2 separate regions of the Homo sapiens genome follow, and region 1 is linked to region 2. A link is a loop called in an ENCODE intact Hi-C map of the cell type or tissue named here. Cell type or tissue: HepG2. All regions are shown on one strand. Links, peaks and the distances in the headings refer to the core of each region. The heading gives the core; the rest is flanking DNA. Region 1 holds the start of IL9 (interleukin 9). Region 2 has its middle 35 kb from the start of LECT2.

Region 1 (11,257 bases), core at 1,135-9,134, 95 kb before region 2:
AGTTTAAAAAGTGAGGGTTGTGCAACCTGCCAATGTACTAAAATATATTGAATTATACGCTTCAAATGGATGAATTGTATTGCATGTGGTATATGAAGCGTATCTCAATGAAGCCATCTGTTTGCTGTTGTTGTTGTTGCTGCTGTTGTTGTTGTTTGTTTTTTTTTAAGACAGGATCTTGCTCTGTTGCCCAGGCTGGAGTGTAGCGGTGCAATCATGGCTTACTGCACCCTCGACCTCCTAGGCTCAAGTGATCCTCCCATCTCAGACTCCGAGTAGCTGGGACTACAGTTGCATGTCACCATACCCAGCTAAGTTTTGTATTTTTCATAGAGACTGGGTTTCACCATATTGACCAGGCTGATCTCAAATTCCTGGGCTCAAGTGATCAGCCTGCGTCAGCCTCCCAAAGTGCTGGGATTTTAGGCATGAGCCACTGTGCCTAGCTAAAGCCATGTTTTTAAAGTGATAAAAATAAAGAATGAAGACCTTTAGGTCCTCTTTGAGTTTCTGCTGAGGCCTTCCTTTGCAGAGAAAGGGAGGTCTTGGTCTGGGGTCAATGAAGCAGAGTGACAATGTGACAATGGGAGGAGAGGAATTGTGAGGTTTGAACATCACAGCATCTTCCTGCTTCAAACTGGGTGGATGTAAAGAGGGAGGGATGGATGGATAGATGGGCAAGCTAGCTTTATGGCTGGCCACATCTTGGCCTGCAGTGTGTGCTTTGATCTGGAATCTGCTGGAAACAACTCTGCCTGGGGCCTGGCAACCTGGAGAGGGTAGCAACTTCACTGCTTGTGAGCAACGTGCTTCTGGCCAAGTTATGCAACCTCGTTGGGCCTACTTATCTCATTTGTGCAGTGGGAAAAATTACATACAACAATTATATAAATATCTCATGGGGTTGTTGTGAGGATCCAACCAGATATTCTACAAAATAGGCTTAGAGGACTGCCTGGTACAGAGTAAACAATAAATATTAGTTCTCCTTTCTCCAGGGTGGCTTCTTGATGAATCTCAACTCTCCTGGCACAGAGAAGATGGTAATTATAGCACACTTTACTGTAAGTGAACCCTCCTTGGAGCTTGCCTGCAGGAATGAACACTGCAGGTTATGTGACTTTTGCAGAAAAGCCTAGGGAAAGCACCAAGCTATGCTGGTGATTAATCTGCATCAGTGAGTGGAAGCTCGTCTCTGCCCGTCTCCTCTGGCAAGACATTGCATTTCCGAGTTATATTCTGAAACCATCACCAACCATCAGTATCTGTCCCTGCTGGGATCCTGCTTGGGCTGGTGTCTCCCCATGCCACAGGTGGTAAACCACATAGTGTCACATGATTCAACTATGTCTGGCGCCAGTCATTCAGAAAACCCACATGGAGGAGAGGAGAAGAGAAGGCCCTTCAGCTGTGATCTGGAACTCCATGTGGCTGGCTGTCCAGGAAGCTACAGAAACCTTTATCCCTCCTGGAGACACCCAGCCCAGCCCCACATAAAATGTCTTCGTAAGAGTGCCCCCCACCCCCACCTCCCTTGTTAAATAGGGCATGAGCTAGAGAAAGGCTGTTTTGTTAATGCAGCTTACTAATTTCTTATCATTATTCTGAAATCCAAACAGCTGCGAAAACTCAAGATTTGTTAGGACTCATTTGGCTGCAAAACCTGACCATTTCAGTGACTGTTGCAGAATTGATATGTTTAATTATGGAAACTTGCCCCAGGCCCTGCTGTGGGTGTTATGTAATATATGGCACGTGGATTGTTTTAACTTTCTAAAAGGCTAAAAAGCTTGAATTCTGAAACCTGACTCCCTAGGTTTCTGGATATGAGAGTGTGGACTGGAATTATGATGGGTCTATTTTACCCTCAGGCTGTGGTTGGAAGAAGCACAATGCACACCCTTGGTATAAAGAGAATAAGAAAGGGGCAGAATGCAAACAGCAAAGGGTTTGGAAGCAGAGAGCACGAGGGGTGAATCCTTCTTCTAAATCTCACCACCTGTGGGATCTTGGGAATGCCATGCAGACTTTCTAAGCTTTGGTTTCAGTATATATAAAACAGAAATGCATAATAATAATATCTACTTCCTACCATAACTAGTGGGTTAAGCACTTAATTATTAAGCATTTATTCTGCATGCCCACATTCTTGAGCAGTCTCCCACTTCCAAGCTGCTGCCTTCTCCTCTTTCAGGCACAAGGCCAGTTTCTCAGGACCCTAGCCCTCTTAGCAGTGTCAGACATGCCTTCAGCCTCCCCTAGTGGCAACCCTCAGATGGTCCTCATAGACATTCTTTGTAACTGCTCCCTGCAGCCCTCCTGCAGCTCCAGCCACAGCCTATGAGCCTGAGGGTCTGTATTCAGCATCAGGAGTCTTATCACAGAGACTCCTACAGGAGTCTCTGATCTATTCTTCCCCTTAACAACACTTGTAGCTTTCTTTGTTCTGAGCAGCAAGAAATGAATAATTGCCAAGAGACCAGCTCATGTTGTTTTTTCCACATATGTATTTATTTCAAAATAAAGACATACAATGTTAAACAAATAATCACAACTGATACTGATTTAGAGTAGCTTACTTGATTTTTAAATTGTAGCAACTTAAAGAGAAAGCTTTTTAAATTTAATAAATAGGATAAATAATATTTCATCTTCATATCTTGCCTCTCATCCCTCTCATCTTTTCTTTCTGGAAAATTTCCAGAAGACTCTTCAGAAATGTCAGCGCGTTGCCTGCCGTGGTTTGGTTGCATGGCTGTTCACAGGAAAAATACTGTGGGGATGAAAGTTGATAAGGACAGAGTGACTCAAATGATGTAGAGCCAAGCAGCCCCAGAAGCCTACCTGCCAAGAGCCAGAGTCGGTGGTGAGGATTGTGGGGATGGGAAGGGAAGTGGCTTGAGACACAGAGCAAATAGGTGGGCAGGTCCAGGCTAGCTCATGTGGTGTAAAGACAGCATAGGTGGTTGACCTCAAATTGGATTTCAGGGGTCTTTACACACACACACACACACACACACACACACACACACACACACACACCCCTATTAAGTGGCCCTAAATCTCTGCATTAGAGAAAGCCTTTTCTGGGGACTCTTTGAGGCCTAAAATTGTATCATTATCCTTTTAGGTTGTCTTTCCAAGGTCATTTGACAGTACAATGGCTAAGAGTGGGGCTCTGAGGTCATATAGGCCTGAGTTCAAATCTCAGCTCTGCCACTTATCAAATATGCAGCCTTAGGCAAATTAGTTAACCTCACTGAGAGTAATAAATTGAATAATTGTCCCTAAGGTATGTATTTATTCAGTGAGACAGCATATATTAAGCACTTAGAACTAGATGCCATTGATGGTAGAAACGCATGCAGCTAAACAGCTGAGCTCAGGGCTTTCAGCCTTCTAGGATCTTGTGTGGAGATGCTAATACCCAAAAAACAGAGGGAGGTCACCTCTACCCAACTTGCCATCCCAGTCTGCTGTCAGGGACTAGGGTATATGCTGAAGAAAAGAATGTGTGGATGGGCATTCAGGATGAGTAGCAAGCTTCCACCTTGACCTGGGTGCATTGCCCTTTAAATACCTCCTTAATGCAGGCCAGGCATGGTGGCTCACACCTGTCATCCCAGCACTTTGGGAGGTCAAGGCGGGCAAATCACTTGAGTTCAGGAGTTGGAGAGCAACCTGGCCAACATGGTGAAACCCCATCTCTATTAAAAATACAAAAATTAGCCAGGCATGGTGGCACGCACCTGTAATGCCAGCTACTCGGGAGGCTGAGGCAGGATAATCACTTGAACCCGGGAGGCAGAGGCTGCAGTGAGCTCAGATGGCACCACTGCACTCCAGCCTGGGCAACAGAGCAAGACTCTGTCTCCAAAACAAAACAAAACCTCCTTAACCAACAGGAAAAAAAAATCCCTGTTAACAACATCCATTCAGTTAGTACATTGAATCTCTAGGATAATTTAGTATTATGTGAGCTACATCCCTGATTCTCTAGATTGTAGCTTCTAATTACACTCAGAAAGGATTCTTTCATTATTCCATAGTAGAGAGAAGTAAATGGCCTCGTCAGGAACAATGATCTATCTCACTTTAATTCTATTGTTTCAGTGGATCTCACTTTAATTATATTACTTCTGATTAAAATTCTTAGATGTCTTTTATCAACCTTGAACTACCAATTCCAACTTTATCATCCTTTTGTGTTCAAACAGGGTTGGCATCACCATTCACATAGAAATCACCAACAGGAACATATCACATATGAAAACAAACTTACTGGACACTTGTTGTTCTTTAGTACTTCAACTGATTTTTTCACCCGACTGAAAATCAGTGGGTATCTTGTTTGCATGGTGGTATTGGTCATCTGAGACAGTCTCTCACTGAAGCATGGTCTGGTGCAGTTGTCCTGGTAAATAGTAAGGATTTATTCAAAGAAATATTCTGAGGACAGCTTTGGAAATATATCACAAAGAGCAATATAATAGAGATGATTTTTATTTAATCACCATTACTCAAACTTGCATTATTTTTAGACAGGTCCCTTGCCAATGTAGGAAGTGATCTCCCGTATTTAAAGGGGATGCCATTTTTCCACAGTGACATCCCCTGGAGGAGACTTCCTGTATGTTACATCCAGGAAACATGAGGGCTCTGGGCCCTGAAATAGTCGGCTCTGAATGTTCTTTTCAACGGGTGCTTCCCGGCTTCAAGGCTTGTAAGTCTGAAAGTGCAGAGTGAGGAAAAGCCTTTTCACACCAGCTAATGGGATGTGACAATTGAATGCAGCTGGTATTTCAGCAGCAGCTAAAAACATGGACGGTACTCCAAGGGACAGGGGCTGTGCTGTCTGCCTGGTTCCTGCCCAGAAGGCACTCTATCCTCTTCTCATCTAATGGATGGACCGCGATGGGTGCGATGTCTTACCCTAGCCAGGGCAAGAAGCTCAGATTCTTCAGATTCTCCCAGGCCTTGCATGAGAAAGAATAAAGCACTGCACCTTGGAGAAGTGCCTCCTCCTCACCCTAACCAGGAGTTTGAATTAGGAATCAGAACTTTCCTGCCACCCATCCTTCCTGCCGTAGTGGGCAGTGGCCCTCTGGAAGCCCTCCTTCCACTCACAACCTCAGATCCTCTACCTGCCCAGAGGGCAGCATTCAAACCAACAGTCACTCTAATCAGCTAGACAGACAACAGGGTGGTGGGGAGGAAGGGAGGAGGCAGGGAGGGGGAGGTATAGCGCATAGATCATTCATGACAGATGAAAGATAAGGAGTTGTCATTTTATTTACATTGTTTCACAACTCTAGAGTTATCAGTAAATGAGTTAGAAAGCAATATGATATGAGCTACAGCAATTATTATATCCTTAGTTCCAGTTTTATTTAATTGTGCACATGGCCACCTATCTAAAAAGATATTCAGGATTCTTTTTTTAATGTTGAAAAGTGTTCAAACTTCTCAAGAGGCATAAAGTTAATTAAATACAAAGAAATGTTCATAATATAGGATTTCAAGATCGTAGTTTTAAAAGGGAATAATTTGTAACAATGTGGTTTTAACAGGGAATACTAATCTGTAACAATTAAATTAAGCAACAATGTATAACATTAAATATTAAATAAAGCAACTTATTTTTACTTAAAAACAAACCAAAAAAATCCAAGGTCAACATTATGTTATTTCACTATACTTACAGAGGGAATGCCCAAACAGAGACAACTGGTCACCTGCAAGGGAAATTTCAGAGTGAAGATTCCAGATGTGAAAATTAAAATTAATTTGGAAAGTTCTTAAAGAGCATTCACTCACATTAGCACTGCAGTGGCACTTGGAAGCTGGATCTTCCTAAAGTAGATAGAGAGATAAGAACCTTTAGTCAGCCCCGAGTTTTTTCATCCTCATACATATTTCACTTTGTCAGTAGCTGTCTTTCCCATGGGCTCCCCCTGCAGCCTACCTGCATCTTGTTGATGAGGAAGTTGATGTCCAGGATCCCCGCCAAGGTTGGACACCCCTGGCCTGCCACGGAGCACAGGAGCAGGGCAGAGGTAAGGACCATGGCCAGAAGCATCTTGACAGCGGACTGGAGCTCGCTTGCAGACACCTTCAAATCGAGTGGTATTTAAAGCTCCCTCTCAAACACGGAAAAACCCTGACATCAAACTGATACCAAGAGCCCACTTTTTCTCTGTAAGTTGGGGCCACTTTATACTAACAAACAAAAAAATCAAACTGAGTCACTTGACAGAGATGATGCTGTGCCAGGAAATATCATTCCTCAGAAAAGATGATTTTCAAAAAGTTGAGTACTGAAATGCTGAAGGAAAAGTTAAAGATCTAAAAACCAAGAAAAAAAATTCAAAGACAGGGATTCTGGTTGTGAGAGTTAGAATACTTTCCATGAACGCCCAGGTCTGTATTTTCCCTTTTTACATTATGGGAAATGCTGATATAATATAGCCAGTCATGGGTGTTCTAACGAAGGGGGGCCTGGGGAGACAGAGCGGGTTGGGGGAGGGTGCATGATATTGCAGAACTTCACTTATCTCTGTTGGGGTTTTCCTTTAGTAATTGCAACCTCAGTCTTACTATGCTTTATTCCCAAATCTCAATGTTTTTCATACCCAGGATGAAGTTTGCCACCTAATGCAAATGCATCTTAGAAGTATCCCTTTGTGCAAGTGTCTGAAAGAAGAAATGTTCAACTATAAGCACAAGAATGCGGCAACCATGCTTGTTAAAATTGGCCTTGAGGACTCCTCAGTATCTTTGGAGATCTTATATAACACTGTATGACATCAAGTAAAAACCCAGCACTTGAAAGAGTATAGTAGCTAACATTTACTGAGAACTTACTACATACTAGTAACATTTCTTTTTTTTTTTTTTTTTTTTTTGAGACAGAGTCTCCCTCTGTCACCAGGCTGGAGTGCGGTGGCACAATCCAGGTTCGCTGCAACCTCTGCCTCCCGGGTTCAAGCGATTCTCCTGCCTCAGCCTCCCGAGTAGCTAGAATTACAGGCACCCTCCACCACGCCCGGCTAATTTTTTGTATTTTTAGTAGAGACGAGGTTTCACTATGTTGGCCAGGCTGGTCTTGAACTCCTGACCTCGTGATCCGCCCGCCTTGGCCTCCCAAAGTTCTGGGATTACAGGCATGAGCCACTGGGCCTGACCATACTAGCAACATTTCTAAGTACTTTACATGCATTAAGCCATGTAATACACTCGGCTGCCAAATGAGGTGGGGAGTAATTTGTCATCACCATTTTTTACCCTTTAAAACACTGTCTACATCTTAGCTTCCTGGCCCTTCAGTATGGCTGTGTTTAATCACTATGAGTCAAAAAAGCAATCTCAGTGTAACTCTATGAAGTACTATAATTATTCTTATTATCTTACAGATGGAGAAACTGAGGCATAGAGAGGCAGGTAATTTGCCCAAAACCACAAAGCCAGGAAGCCGCAGAATTTGTATTCAAGCCCAGAAGTCTGCCTCCTGATTTCAGCTCTTAATCCTCCTGAACTCCTGTTTTTCTGCAGATCTTTTATCTGCCTCTCCCACCAGGATATATACTCCAGGGCTTTATGGGTCCAGTTCACCCCTATATTCTCAGCACTTAAGGAGGTGCCTGGGGAACTGTGGGCACTCACTAAATGCTTGTTGAATTAAAACACTAATTTGAAAAGTAGTTCTTGAAATACGAACTTCCTACTTCTGGGATTTATAAGATTTCAAATCTGATTTCTAGGATACATATTTGGAGGTATGTGCAGGTAAGTAAATATAGCTTCTACACAGTAGATTGAAAAGGTGAGGGGTTCTTTAGCTTAGCACTCTGAACTATAATAGCCAGTGGGGACAAACTCATAAGATTTCCTCGCCTCCACTGTAAGAGTATGGCAATACTGTTTTTTTTCATTTTGTATTGTTTCTTAGGAGTGATGATGGCTCGTCAGTGTTCCACTGCACTATGGGGAAGGGAGTGTCTTGGTGGTAAACAAGGTAAAGAGAAACAGGTGTTTTGCTAAATTCCCTTAAGCCATCCCACATCTCTGACTTCCATCCCTGCTCTTTGCAGACACTGAAGAGAAAACTCAAAGGATTCCCAGCCTGTGGCAAACACTTTTGTTACAAAGCACTGGATGTATGCCTTTTTCTTGATGGTAGAATTCTGATTAGTTTGGGGTACCAATGTATCCAGCCAAACACCCACATTTTCAGCCTCTTTTGCTGCTACATGTAGCCATGCAGCATGTTTCGATCAATGCAAAGTATGTAAAATTATTTTGCTTTCCTGGTAATAGGAGACAAAAGTGGCTGAACCCTGTCTTTCCCCTTAATTCCAATTTGGGTGTGATGGCAGGAGCTTCAGCAGCAATATTATAACTATGAAGAAATGGACAAGAGAATTACAGCAATGGCAACACTAACATTTTTCATAAATAGCAAATATTCAGAAAGGCAATAAAAAATAAAACCATGAGACTAACAAGAGAAGTAATAATAATAGTACAACAGTGATACTAAAATTCTAGCTAGCTATCACTGCCTACTGAGGATCCTGAGTTATAAAACCTGTTCTTGTTTAAAAAGAAAAGAAAAGAAAATTAGCATGCTTTGGAGAGATTTTAAAGATACATTACCATCAGACTAAACCTCCTTCCCTGACATTATTGGAAGACTTGAGAGAGATGTGAAAAGGCAATCATCTTTTCATTCTGTGAATCAATATTATCTGATGCTCTCTGTGTGAACCGTGGAAATCATTTCACCTGCCATCGGGTATGCCTTTCATATTGAGGAAAACACCACCCCACCCCTCCTGTTGTACAGATGGGGGCTTTGCCCAAGAAGAGAAAGCCACAGCTCTAGTTTCTAGCAGGGGATAGTACAGTGCAGTGGTTAAGACCGGTGACTCTAGAATCAGAATGCCTGAGTTCAAGTCCTGCCTCTATCACTTGCTAGCTCCATGGCCTTGGGGGATTGCTTGGCCTCTCCCAGCTTCCATTTCCTGACCGTAAGTGAGGATGGTGATGTGGAAAGTGGGAATGGGGATCTAGGGATGCAGTTGCAGTTGTCAGTTCTCACTCACTCGTAAGTGAGGATGGTGATGTGGAAAGTGGGAATGGGGATCTAGGGATGCAGTTGTCAGTGAAGGCTCCCCTCAGGGTACTCCCATAGAGATTAAAAGAAACAGCTGCTCCATCCCTAACTTGGTTTAAGTGGCATCCGGTTTGAAGTTTGTTAGGGCAAAGCAGCCGAGGTTAGCGGTCAACAAACTGTAATCCACTTTTCAGGTTGAAGGTAAGGTCTACAAGCTAAGAACAGTGTTTACCTTTTTAAGGGTTCAGAGGGTTAAAGTTTATAAAGAAATAATTAACAAATAAAAACAAGCATGTGTGATAGAGACCGTATGTAGCCCGTAAAGCCTAAACATTTATTATCTGGCCCCTTTACAGGAAAAGTTGGCCACCCCCTGGCTGAGTTCCCACACCCCACCCCACATTTTCTGAAGACATCAACTATTATCCTCCAGTCCTGGGAAGGGTAGAGCTAGGGGTTGGTTGCTCAGGTGTCTCTTCTCCCTTTCCCCATCTGGTTATTTAGGTCAGGTATCTGTACAGAGGGAAGGGAGCAGGGGACCTGGGCCACAGACTGCCAGATTATCCGAAGTGTTGGGGGCCTGCCATTTCCTGAGGCTTTTTGTGGAGTGAGCTCGCTGGTCCAATGAACCAAAGATCTTCTCTCAATGAAACCCGGTAGCTGCAGCAAAGATATCTCAGGCAGGCTCTGGTTTACTAGGAAAAGTCCCACATTTTGAAGTTAGGAGAAAAGTGAATGAATTAACAAGTTAAGTCTTGGCTTGACCAGCAGGCCTTGGGTCACCCACCTTCCCTGCTACCCTCAGGAGCTGGCTCAGGGTCAAGTGATCCATGGCCACTGGTGTTCCTTGGGCAGGTTACTTACCCTTTCCATGCACCAATGCACCCCCAGTGCTCACTCACTTAGAGAAAGGAATGTAAGCCTTCACCCAGCCCTTCCTCATGAAAGAGAGGAGTGCTCCATTTGGGATATACTCTCAGGAATGAGGCATGTTTCTGTTTGGAAATGTGGTCTGGTCTGGTCCAGGTGCCTCGCTCTTTGATACCCCCTCATTACTACCCTCCCGTCACATCAGTTTCTTTTCATTTCCATCCTCCAGGCCTTTACCCTTGCTAAGCTTGGCCTGCTGGCTCCTTCCTCAGCTCCTCCCTACGTGACCTGTTCTCATCATTTAGTTTTCAGCTCAACTACAACCTCCTCAGCAAGACCTTCTCTGACCATAGCAATCACTGCCATCTGCCTGTGCCTCTTTCAGTGTCTGGTTCTCCCAGGAGAATGTCAGTTCCATGACAATGGACACTACAACGGACTCTCTTGCTCATCACTATTCCCAGGGCATAGTCTATACAGAGTGCTCAGGAATTCCTGGTTAAATGAATAAATGACTAATACATTTAATTTTGTGAACATTTATTAAATTTGTGTTACTGATGAAATGACCAACACATGGTTCCCAGTAGACAGGTAACAAACAAAAAGCAGATGTCACATTTACCTGAACAAGGAACACATTTGAAAAGTGATTAACCAACAAGGGAGTAAAGCCTCCTGCAGTTCTGTAGTTCCTTACATTGGTGCAGGGTTTGAGAATTTCTGAAGTGCTTTTCAACCGCTTCTTTCTTTGGACTCTTATACTAACTGCATGAGGAAGGCATGCGTGGTGCAGGAGCTCCTCTGCAAAGGATGAAACAGAGAGAAGGAGACAGGTGAGGTGACTGGTTCTTTAGAATTCTTTCCCATTTCCCCACCCACTCAGTTATAAAAAAGAAAAGAATACAGGGTTGTTAAACGGTAGCTCTGCAGTTCAAAATACCATTAAAACAGCAGATGTTTATCTAGGCAAAGTCTATGACTTTTGAGGTTTAACTCCTAGGATTTCTTTCAGTATCAAAATGTAAGTATGCATATAAGCTACAGAGCAAATACACCACGCTCAGAAATCAATTACTCACCTATTTTAAATATCAAGATTAGAGTGAGATGCATACCAAGAGTTATCATAGATAACATATTTTACAATAAATGACAAAAGACAATGATCAACCATTTATTTTGTTCCAAAGATAAAGTTTGATGTTTTTATTTTGTGATAAAAGCTCATATGTCATGGATTATTTCTCTAGGAATAAAACAAAATGGTTA
Region 2 (11,257 bases), core at 1,540-9,539:
TTTCCTTCTCCTGCCTGATTGCCCTGGCCAGAACTTCCAACACTACGTTGAATAGGAGTGGTGAGAGAGGGCATCCCTGTCTTGCGCCAGTTTTCAAAGGGAATGCTTCCAGTTTTTGCCCATTCAGTATGATATTGGCTGTGGGTTTGTCATAGATAGCTCTTATTATTTTGAAATACGTCCCATCAATACCTAATTTATTGAGAGTTTTTAGCATGAAGGGTTGTTGAATTTTGTCAAAGGCCTTTTCTGCATCTTTTGAGATAATCATGTGGTTTTTGTCTTTGGCTCTCTTTATATGCTGGGTTACATTTACTGATTTGCATATATTGAACCAGCCTTGCATCCCAGGGATGAAGCCCACTTGATCATGGTGGATAAGCTTTTTGATGTGCTGCTGGATTCGTTTTGCCAGTAATTTATTGAGAATTTTTGCATCAATGTTCATCAAGGATATTGGTCTAAAATTCTCTTTTTTTGTTGTGACTCTGCCTGGCTTTGGTATCAGAATGATGCTGGCCTCATAAAATGAGTTAGGGAGGATTCCCTCTTTTTCTATTGATTGGAATAGTTTCAGAAGGAATGGTACCAGTTCCTCCTTGTACCTCTGGTAGAATTCGGCTGTGAATCGGTAGCAATACTTTAAGGGACACTGGCAGAGAACTTTGCAAAACTAATAAGAGATATCAAAGCACAGATTCTAAAGCTCTAGGAACCCTAAAGAGAAATAAGAGGAAATCCACACTTAGGCACATAAGAAAATCTATTAAAAACCAGAGACAAAAGCAAGCAAACAAAACTTGTAAGTGCAGCCAAAATTAAGTAAAAACAGACTAAAAGTAGCCACTATTAGACTGACAGCTGTCTTCAAAATAGAAATAATGGGAGCCAAAATGTATTGGAATTATATCTTCAGAGTGCTGAAAAAATATAACCGCTAATCTGGAATCCTATAGCTACCAATAAATGTTTTTAAGAAGTGGTGACATGATAAATTTCAGAGAAACAAAAAATGAGAGAATTTGTCTCCAGAAGTCTTTCACTAAAGGAAATGTTGAAAAGCATCTTTCTAGGAGAAGGAAAGATTCCTTCTGAAGAGGAATGGTTTGAAGATGGGTGTCTGGAGATGCAGAAAGAAACAAAGAATGATAAAAATTGAATATGTCTGAGTGAATCTAAATGATTTGCAACTGCATAAAATAAAAATAATGTATTGTGGTGTTTAAAAGATATAACAATTAAAATACAAATAATAGCAGAGAGTTATATAAGTGTTTTATAAAATCATTGCATTATCCCACATGAAACAAAAACACCAATTAATATTAAATTTTTGATAGGTTGTAATGCATGCCATAATCTCTAGGATGAATATTAAAGGAATGACTTAAAAATCATATAAAACTCCCAATTAATAGAGGGGCAAGTGTAATATAGAAATAATCAAAAAGAGGGCAAGAAAGGAGGGACAAGGAAATGTAAAATAGGCAGGAAAATAGCACCTAATAAGACGGTAAATTTAGAAGAAAATATATCATTCTTTACATTAAGTAATTTGTTCTGTGTAATAAGGAGTCTGACTCCACTTTCTGATGTTTGCTGGCAGTTTTTGAGCCTCACCCTTCCCTCTTCCCTTTCTTCTCCACATCTGGGAAAGCTGATAAGAAACCAGGGTCTTTCCTGCTTTGGCACCAATAGGAGATTCAAATGACACAAGTCCCTTCCTGCATGGGACTCCTCACCCCAGATCAGTCCCTCAGCCACAGTCTCCTTTTCTGCTCTCTCAAGTCATTTTGAACCTTGAGAAGACTGACTAGTTCTCTCTTCACTGAGTTCTTAATTTCAGTTATTGTATTTTTAATTTCCAAAATTTCCATTTGATTCTTTTTTGGGGGGAGCAGGGGACAGGGTCTTGCTCTGTCACCCAGGCTGGAGTGCAGTGGCATGATCATAGCTCACTGCAGCCTCCAATTCCTAGGCTCAAACAATCCTCCCACTTCAGCCCCCCAAGTGGCTGGGACTACAGGCACAAGCCACCGTGTCCAGCTAATTTTTGTATTTTTTGAAGAGACAGGGTTTTGCTATGTTGTCCTGGCTGGTTTCCAACTCCTGGGCTCAAGCAATCCTCCTACCACAGCCTCCCAAGTAGCTGTGATGACAAGTGCACGCCACTATACCTATCTAATTTAAAAAAGAAAAAAAAATTGTAGAGACAGGGTCTCACTGTCTTGCCGAGCCAGGCTGTTCTCAAACTTCTGGCCTCAAGCAGTCCTCCAGTCTTGGCCTTTCAAAGTGCTGGGATTACAGGCATGAGCCACCATGCCTTTCTGATTCATTTTTATAATTTTTAGATCTCTGATAAAACTCTTAAGCTTCCCTTTTAATAACATAGTTATTTTAAAGTCAGTGTGGTGACTCTAGCTTCTGAAATTCTTATGGGTCTGTTTCGTTTCTCTAGTTTGTCTTATTTTTTTCTCGGGTTGCCTTGTCTTTCAGTGGCCCTGGTTATTTTTAATCTTGTGGGGACGTTGTATTTACAAAATGTCTGTAGAAATAGAAGACTCATAGGAGGTTATAATTCCAGAGAGGATTGTGGATTGTGTTTCCTTTTGCCAGACTCCTAAGCCTTGCAACAAGCCAGGATGAGCTCAAAAGAACTTCAGAGATGGAGATGACTGAAAGCTGGGCTATGGTCCCTGCAAAGGCTTACCTAGTTCTGTTTCCCCCTACTGCTGGGGTGTAGCCCTTCAGTGCCTCTATCCTCTTCCAACTGGCAGGCCCTGGATTCTACTAGCTGAGCCCTAAGCTACAAGAACTATGTTAAGACTTTAAGTCTAAGCTGTGGGTTGGATCAATTCCACTAGAAACTACTGAGAAGAATGCTCATCTCTTATCCAAAATAATTCATCTAATTTTAGCAATATACTCCTTCTCTCCCCAAGTTCTCATAATGTGGAAGTCCCTTTACTCAGCCCGAGGACCAGTGACTTCAACCAAGAGATTCAAGAAGATCATAGGCTTTACTCTACACACGTGAGCTTTTAAGACAGAAAGCTAAGTCCAGCTATGTGATTCTCGCCTGGTAGTAGACATCAGAATCCTTGTAAGGGTGTTGAACATACATATGTCTGGGTCCCATCCCCAGAAATTTTGGAGTCAGGGTGTTCCCGCAAACTCCCTGGAGTGGTTTTGATGCAAGTGGTCCCTAGTCCGCATCTTATCAAGTCCTTTTATAATTGTGTACTGAACACAAGAACCCTAAACTAGCTGTAATTGGAGCAAGTTTTCATCTTGGTTCTTCCATCAGCTCGATCTGAGAAGCTGGGCAATTCACCGTGTGTCTCTGAGTCTCTTTCGCCGACTCACCACCACTTTCCCAAATGTTCTGTGAATGAATGTAAGAAGTCAACAACCCTCACTATAGCCAGCCCTCAAACAGAAAGATTTGCTCTTTCAGTGTGCTTGTCTGCTGGCAAGTTCTAAGCTGAGATGCTCTGATATTTTTCTTATGCGTGAATGTCAATTAGGTTTATTCACAATAATATTCTTTGTGGCCAAGTGTGTGTTTTCTTAATTTTTAACTTTTGTGGGTACATAGTAGCTGTATATATTTATGGGATACATTAGCTATTTTGATACAGGTATACAATGCATAATAATCACCTCAGGGCAAATAAGGCATCTATCCCCTCAAGTACCTGTCCCTTGTATTACAAAAAACCCAATTATACTCTTTTAGTTACTTTTTAAATGTACAATTAAATTATTATTGACTATAGTCACCCTGTTGTGCTAGCAAATACTAGGTTTTATTCATTCTTTCCATTATATTTTGTACCCATTAACCCTCCCATCACCGCACCCCCCACTACCCTTCTCAGCATCTAGTAACCATCCTTCTACTCTGTAACTCGGTGGTTTCAGTTGATTTAAATTTTAACTCCCACACGTAAGTGAGAACATACAAAGTTTGTTTTTCTGTGTCTGGCTTATTTTGCTTAACATGGAACCTCCAATTCCATCCATGTTGCTGCAAATGACAGGATCTCATTCCTTTTAGAGCTGATAGTATTCCATTGTGTATATGAACCACACTTTCACTATCCATTCATCTGTTGAGGGACACTTACGTTGCTTCCAAATCTTCACTATTGTGAATAGTGCTGCAATAAACATACAAGTGCAGACATCTCTTCAATATACTGACTTCCTTTATTTTGGGTATATGCCTATCAGTGAGATTGATTGCTGGATCATATGGCAGTTTTATTTTTAGTTTTTGGAAAACCTCCAAGCTGTTCTACATAGTGGTTGTACTAATTTACATTTCCGCCAACAGTGTACAAGGGTTCTCTTTTCCCCACATCCTCGTTAGCATTTGTTATTGCCTGTCTTTTTGATATAAACAATTTTAACTGGAGTGAGATGGTATCTCATTGTAGTTTAGATTTGTGTTTCTCTGATAATCAGTCATGTTGAACACCTTTTGATATATCTGTTTGCCATTTGTATGTCTTATTTTGAGAAATGTCTATTCAGATCTTTTGCCCATTTTTAATTGGTTATTAGTTTTTTTTCCTATAGAGTTGTTGAGCTCCTTATATATCCTGGGGATTAATCTCTTGTCAGATGGGTAGTTTGCAGATATTTCCTCCCATACTGTGGGTTGTCTCTTCACTTTGTTGACTGTTTCCTTTGATGTGCAGAAGCTTTTTAACTTGATGTGATTCCATTTGTTCATTTTTGCTTTGGTCACCTGTGGCTGTGGGGTATTACTCAAGAAATCTGTGCCCAGACCAATGTCCTGGAGAGTTTCTCCAATGTTTTCTTGTAGTAGTTTCATCATTTAAAGTATTGGATTTAAGTCTTTAATTCATTTTGATTTTAATTTTGAATATGGCAAGAGGTAGGAGTCTACTTTCATTTTTCTGCATATAGATGTCCAGTTTTCCCAGCACCATTTATTGAACTGAAGGTTCTTTTCCCAATATATGTTCTTGGCACCTTTGTCAATAATGAGTTTACTGTAGATATATGGATTTGTTTCTAAATTCTCTGTTCTGTTTGATTGGTCTATGTGTCTGTTTTTATGCCAGTATCATGCTGTTTTAGTTACTGTAGCTCTGTAGTATAATTTGAAGTCAGGTAATGCCATGTGTGGTTTTAAGCCTTAAGGTCTCTCACCATTCAGGACCTGCACTGTCCCAGTGTCACAGCTCCTGAGAATGTGGAGTGCTGAGGAGTAGCACTTGCGACCCATTCGCTTATATTTGTTTGGAATCGTGTACACATCTCTGGCTGTCCAGGCACAGAGGACAGTCAGCTCTGGGAAGCTCTAATTATGACAAGGAGCTTAACTGATGAGGTTCTGGTTTCTGACCTTGGCCCCTTTTGAATTCTCTATGATCTGGCGTCACCAAGTGGTTGAGAGTTGCCCAGAAATTGTTGTCAATTCACGGTGGCAAATAGAGATAAAGAAATAAAAGCACGTTACATTTTCCTATTCCTTGCTCTATGCATGATTTATCATTAAGGAGAGTCGTTTATAAAAGAAAGCATTTATTTAGGTTTTGATGAAGTCAGCTTTTTGGAGGTTAAATATAAAAGAAGAAAGAAAAGGATAATGCAAGTAAAAGTGAACTGCTCATCACAGCTGGTTGTGGAGGTTGAGAAGTTGGTATCTAACTAAGTTAGAGGGCATAGTTGAGAAAATGCGAATATTTATTAAGCCCCTGCTCTGTGCCAGGCCCTGTGCTAGGAGCTGAGGATTAAGTGGTTACTCAACAGCAGCACCTGCCCTTCCCTTGTGGAGCTTAGGTTCCAGGCCAAGAGCCCTGGACTCAGCAGTGTGATTATGTGCTTAATGTCTCCGTTAGGAACTTGGGGAAGTACCATAAAGAAAAAGAAGGTGGTTCTATCTTAGCGCATAATGAGGGGACCTGGCCTAGGCCAAGGGTCAGGGAAGGCTTCTCTGAAGAAGTGATGCCTGAGCCAAGATCTGAAAGACGGGCTGGGGCGCTGGAGGTGCTGAGGGTGCTGGAGGTGCTGGAGGTGCTGGGGGTGCTGGAGGTGCTGAGGGTGCTGGAGCAGCGCCAGGGGAAAGGAGAGCCAGGCAGTCCAGGCACAGGGCGCAGCAGGCACCACGGCCCTGCAAGAAGACAGCCAGTGTGCCCCGAGGGACTGAGACAGAGCAGAAAATGTGGCGTCAGAGGAGCCGGAGGTGGGGCCAGGGGTGGGGAAGAGCAGAGAAGCCCACCCCGTAGGACTGCACACAGCGTAGGAAAAATGCTGAATTCTGTCTTAGAATAAAAGGGGAACCCACTGAAGGCGTATGGGCGGAGTGAAGCCACTGCAGCCGCAGTGAGGAGAAGAGAAGGGAGACTGGTGAATCAGGGCCAAGGAAGGGCCATGAGGGGCGTTTGGGAATCCGCGGCTGGGCTCAGCCTGGCAGCGGAAGTGGAGAGCAGTGGGCAGATGGCAGGGGCTTTAGGGAGGCCATGCAGGCAGCAAATCCCCAGGAGCACTTGTCGCCCCTGTGCTGCACTCCCTTGTAGTCTCTCCGTCACAGTCGGGCAGGGAGCATCAGACAGATATCTGGAGTCCTGACAGCCTCTCTCAGCAGCCAAACGCACAATTCAGAATTGTCAGTTCCCAAAGAGGCCTCCAAAGTGAGCGCAGAGAAGATATTGTCATTCAGCACAACACCGGTGTGTGAAGACACCAAAGGCTGCTCAGCAGCCCCCTGAAAGTGGCGCCTTGGGGTGACGAGGCTGCTGGCTCTTAGTGCCAGTCCAGGTGCAAGGAGAGCTGCCCCCACCTTCTGTGTGTGCCACAGTCTCCTCCCTCTCTGCCCTCTGCCCCACGTTGTATCACCTCACCTTTTCTAGCCTGAATATGGAGGCTCCCGGAGCTAGGAAAGAGTTCAGTACCCCCCAGCTGTTTTCTAAGGCCGATTGTGTCTCCACCCCTCCCAGGCTTCTCCACTTTATGTTTCCTCTCTCTGCATTATGTTTTTAGGCAGCCTTTTCTCCGGATTTCCCATCCGCGCTGAGAACAAATGACATGCTGATGTGTTCAATCAGTGTCATACGTGGTAGCTTTGAGAGTAAGTGCCAGAATGTGTCAGGGAAGCTATGGGATGGTGGAAGGTATCCATGGCAATATTGCCCTGTTTAGCAAACATGTGAAGAAAATTTATGCTGAGATAATCAAAAAGTAACTTAGAGGTACACTTTGGTAGCTCCAAGTTCAAAACCAGTATTTTCCGCTGGTTGACTGCAAGGCAAAAATAATACTCATGCACTTTGTGCCTTGAACTTTATGGCAATAGTGAAGCAGGCTTTCTCAGACCGGGATAATTATCACACTCTCACATGATTTTGAGGTGTATCCATAACTCATGACAACGTCAAATTTCATTTAGAACAAGTCTACACACCGTTTCCCTGCAGTAAGGTGCCCCTTGGTAATATCTAGTTCATCAAATATTTCATTTTTATTGTTGTTTTTCTTGCAAGTTCTGCAAGTATTTTAAGCTATAAACATGTGAAATCCAAAAATGCTTACTTAATGCAATTAGTATTTATAAAGAGTTGAGTCCTTGGCCCTCCTGCTCTTCAGTGAAGTTCCCAGTGTTTCCAGCAGCAGGTGTCTCTGTATGTCTTGCTGCATTCAGAATTACCTAGAGTTGATGCCTCTTGTCTAAACTTGGCCCAAGAAAAAAGATTAAAAGCAATAGTGTGGTGCAATTTTCTGGCAGAAAACAGAAGGACTGGTATCTTAGTCTGTTTGTGCTGCTATAACAAAATGCCATAAGCCATAAACTGGTGACTTTCAAATAACAGAAATTTTATTTCTCACAGTTCTGGAGGCTAGGGAGTTCAAGATCCAGGTGCTGGCAGATTCACTGTCTGGTGAGGGCTCACCTCCTTGTTCATAGAATGGAGCCTTCTTGCTGTGTCCTCATGTGGTGGAAGGGGCAAGCAAGTTTCCTTGGGCCTCTTTTCTCATTCACAAGGGCTCCACCTTCATGACCTAATCACCTCCCAAAGGCCCCATCTACTAGTACTATCACATTGGGGAAACAAATTCAGATCACAGCCACTGGTTTTCCCTCTGGTTTTGACATGTATTGTAAATTCCATTTTGATGTACATAAAATATATCTAAACAAATTCAGCTTTGACATAGGGGTTATCGGTTGCTCCAAACTTGTCTATCTAGGAATCATGTACTGCAAAGCTATGAAGATACCTCAGAGGATCTAAGTGTGGGAGCTTCCTAGGATGCAGAAGCATGTAGGCCAACCAGCTTCCAATGGTAAATGCAGTAAGCGATCCATCTAAATGACAAAGGCAACATGGTCTAGCTTTGGCACTGACTCTTTTGAATCATGCACAAGTCTCTCTGTATAAAACTAGTTGATAATATCTAACCTGCTTTTCATGATTCTTGTAATTACCTCAACGAGAAAAGTGATTGTCCGATTCAAGGCATGCTTGTCATTCTTCTTCATCTTATCATTCACTCCGCCACACTGAACCCCTGCTACTCTGAGGCAGTGTAAGCCAGGAGTTGGGGCTGCCGCTGCCTTTCTCCTGATGAACACCAATGGCGGGGCCTTCTGCACCCTTGGGCTCAGAGCAGGAAGAGAAGCGTGTCTTCTGTGTCTCCCCCTTCCTCAAGCCCCACACACACTCAGGGGGCACTTGGTACAGTCCCTGTTCTTCGGAGCACCCACCCCAAACCTCCCCTGAAATCAAAGATGGCTGCCCGACTAAGGAGGTGTTTTCAGTTATTCAGAACACCTAACCTCACTGAGACCAGCAGGGTTAAACAACCTGATTCTATGTCAGAACACCCTTCTCAGTTATTCAGAACACCTAACCTCATTGGATCAGCAGGGTTAAACAAACTGATACTATGTCAGAAAATCTAATTGAGTCATTGTTTGGCTTAAGTCATTTCTCATCCATTTATCCACTAGACCTCCCACAATGAACACTCTAGTTCTACGTCTTCATTTTCCAAGTTACAAAAGAAGAAGCAGAAGAAAATCTGGACTACGGCTCTTGAAGCTCTACTTGGTAACATGAAAGGGAGGATAAAAGCCAGGGAGCCAGAGGCCATCTGAAGCAGAACATCACCTACTTTATCTCAGAAGCACAGGCCTTTGTCTTCTGAATGACATTCTTCCTCCCTAGAAAATCATGTCTGGAAAATTCTTCCAAACAAGGCTCAAAACAATGACTTCAGATGAAACAGGCTCAAATGCATAAACACCAGCGAAACAGAGGATTTCGAAAATCTTTGCGTGTGTGCTGCCAACAAGTTCTTTTCTGTAATTCGTGGGATTTCAGGTTTAGCTCACATTTACCCCTTTCCTCGCAAATAAAAGTTTCTGAGGCTGCAAGCCCATGGGAGGCCACTGTCAAAGGCCCCAGGGAAGATCTCTACTACCAGCAAGAGGAGAAAGAGCTCAAGGCCACACTGACAGACAGACAGACATACAAGGTACTGTAAAGCTTTCTCCCTTGTGGCCCATTCCCCTCCTGTCCGGAAATGCCTGTGCACTCTGCTGAATGACTCATCCGAGACCAGACAATAATAAAGCAATCACGTTTGTTGATTAAAAATCAGCCTATCTAGAATATAAATGTTCCTTTCAAGTAGCTCTATTACTCTATCTGTGAAGCATGTGGGAAGTCTGCTCTGTGTCATTTTTCCATTAAAACGCAGTCCTAACAGGAGAATTCCAGCTACCCTGCAACATCTGCTCCAAATTTTCCTATGATTTATGTGACCATGAGGCCAGCTCCAAGTATACATATAAATAGGTTCTGCGAGGGATCTTGTCCTATATACAAGTAAAAGTAGAAAGATTGGTATTTAATTACATCATCAAATTTGTTTTAGATCTTGGAATGTCACATTGTCAACCAGATGTCCATATATCCAAATTTATTATTTCATGTCAGTGAGACATAAGAGTGCTTTAGTTGTATATGTTCATTGTAATTAATTCTGAACATTTTACATAAGTTATTTCCATAACAACTGTGGGCAAGAGAGAAGAAGCAGATTCTAGTAACTAACTCTGCTCTATAGCTGGGGAAACTCAGTGGCCCCACAGCAACTCAAACAACCAGCCCTCAATTCTTTTGACCCTTAGCTTACTTTTTAGTGCATAGTTTCATCTCAAAGTTATAACATTTTTTAATAAAATAATAAGTAAGAGGAAATACTGTCGTATTTGATGGGGGAGGTTGCTAAATGATAATGACACTTGGATGTCAGGACATTCCATGTCAGAGTGGCCCTCTCCTTTTGCTGGGAATTTTCTGTCAGCACAGTCTGAGTACTGTGTTGGGGGTGGACTGCCAGGGCTCTGTGGTGCAAGTAAGGAGGCTGTGCCCCTATTCTAGGTAAGAGGCTGTAAGAGCTTGGATTTGGATGCTTGGGTGATGAAAGTGCAAATGAAGGACAAAGTCTTCTTCAAGGGAGATGTAGAAGGCAAAATTGAATGTACTTAAGGAGGATGAGGGTGAAGATGGTGAGAGAGGTGGCTCACAGGCTCTGGAATGGATGGTCCAACCATTCTTTAAGATAGAAAACTCTGGGAGATACTGGGAGTTAGATCAAGAGTTCAACCTTAAACAAACTGACATGGTGCTGAAACTTCAAGTGGACATGTCAACTATGAAAGTAGAGACAGGATGCTGTGCCTTACCCCCACTCACACTGGGTCAGCTCTGCTGTTTTCTGTGTGATAGGGTAGCATTTCATGTAAAGATTTGCTGTGGTTTGAATGTTTTTGTTCCTTCCAAAATCTATGTTGAAACATAATCCCCAATGCAACAGTATTGGGAGGTATGCCTTTGGGAGGTGATTAAGTCACGAGGGCTCTGCCTTCATGAATAAGATTAGATACCCTTATAAAAGGGCTTGGCAGAAGGAGTTTGCCCCTTTTGCCCTTCCGCCTTCTGCCATGCAAAGATAGCATACCTCGCCTCTGGAAGATGCAGTGCTCAAGGCACCATCTTGGGAGTGGGGAACAGCCCTCACCAGATACCAAACCTACCAGCACCTTGATCTTGGACTTCCCAGCCTCCAGAGCTGTGAGAAATACATTTCTATTGTTTATAAATTACCTAGCTTGTGGTGTTTTGTTATATTAGCACAAATAAAGTAAAACAAGTGTTTTTTTTTTAGAAAGTAGTTCTATAAGGACAAAAAATATTGAAAGAAACATGTCTGT

What was found. Peaks named below come from ENCODE experiments on the same cell type or tissue, not always from the same donor. Only the 100,000 strongest peaks of a DNase experiment are listed, where the experiment ranks them.
Region 1: it touches region 2 in a loop (8-fold over the local background); 3 of 110 quality-filtered maps call a loop at or near these places.

The regions. Positions count from the first base shown.
Region 1 is chr5:135,889,738-135,900,994 of GRCh38, forward strand. IL9 (interleukin 9) reads right to left here and starts at 6,104. Exons shown (of 5, transcript NM_000590.2): 1 at 5,966-6,104; 2 at 5,818-5,853; 3 at 5,703-5,735; 4 at 4,283-4,414; 5 at 2,509-2,773. The coding sequence starts at 6,079. The coding sequence ends at 2,654. LOC124901074 (a long non-coding RNA gene) reads left to right here and starts at 719. Exons shown (of 3, transcript XR_007058947.1): 1 at 719-1,064; 2 at 2,705-2,866; 3 at 5,961-6,411. In HepG2, for the core only: a CTCF peak has its summit at 2,262 (motif pointing left); a DNase peak (open chromatin) is centred at 5,224; H3K27me3 peaks cover 448 bases.
Region 2 is chr5:135,984,504-135,995,760 of GRCh38, forward strand. No RefSeq gene overlaps it. Among named protein-coding and RNA genes, the nearest start is that of LECT2, 35 kb to the left of the region's middle. In HepG2, for the core only: a CTCF peak has its summit at 5,416; DNase peaks (open chromatin) are centred at 5,378 and 9,528.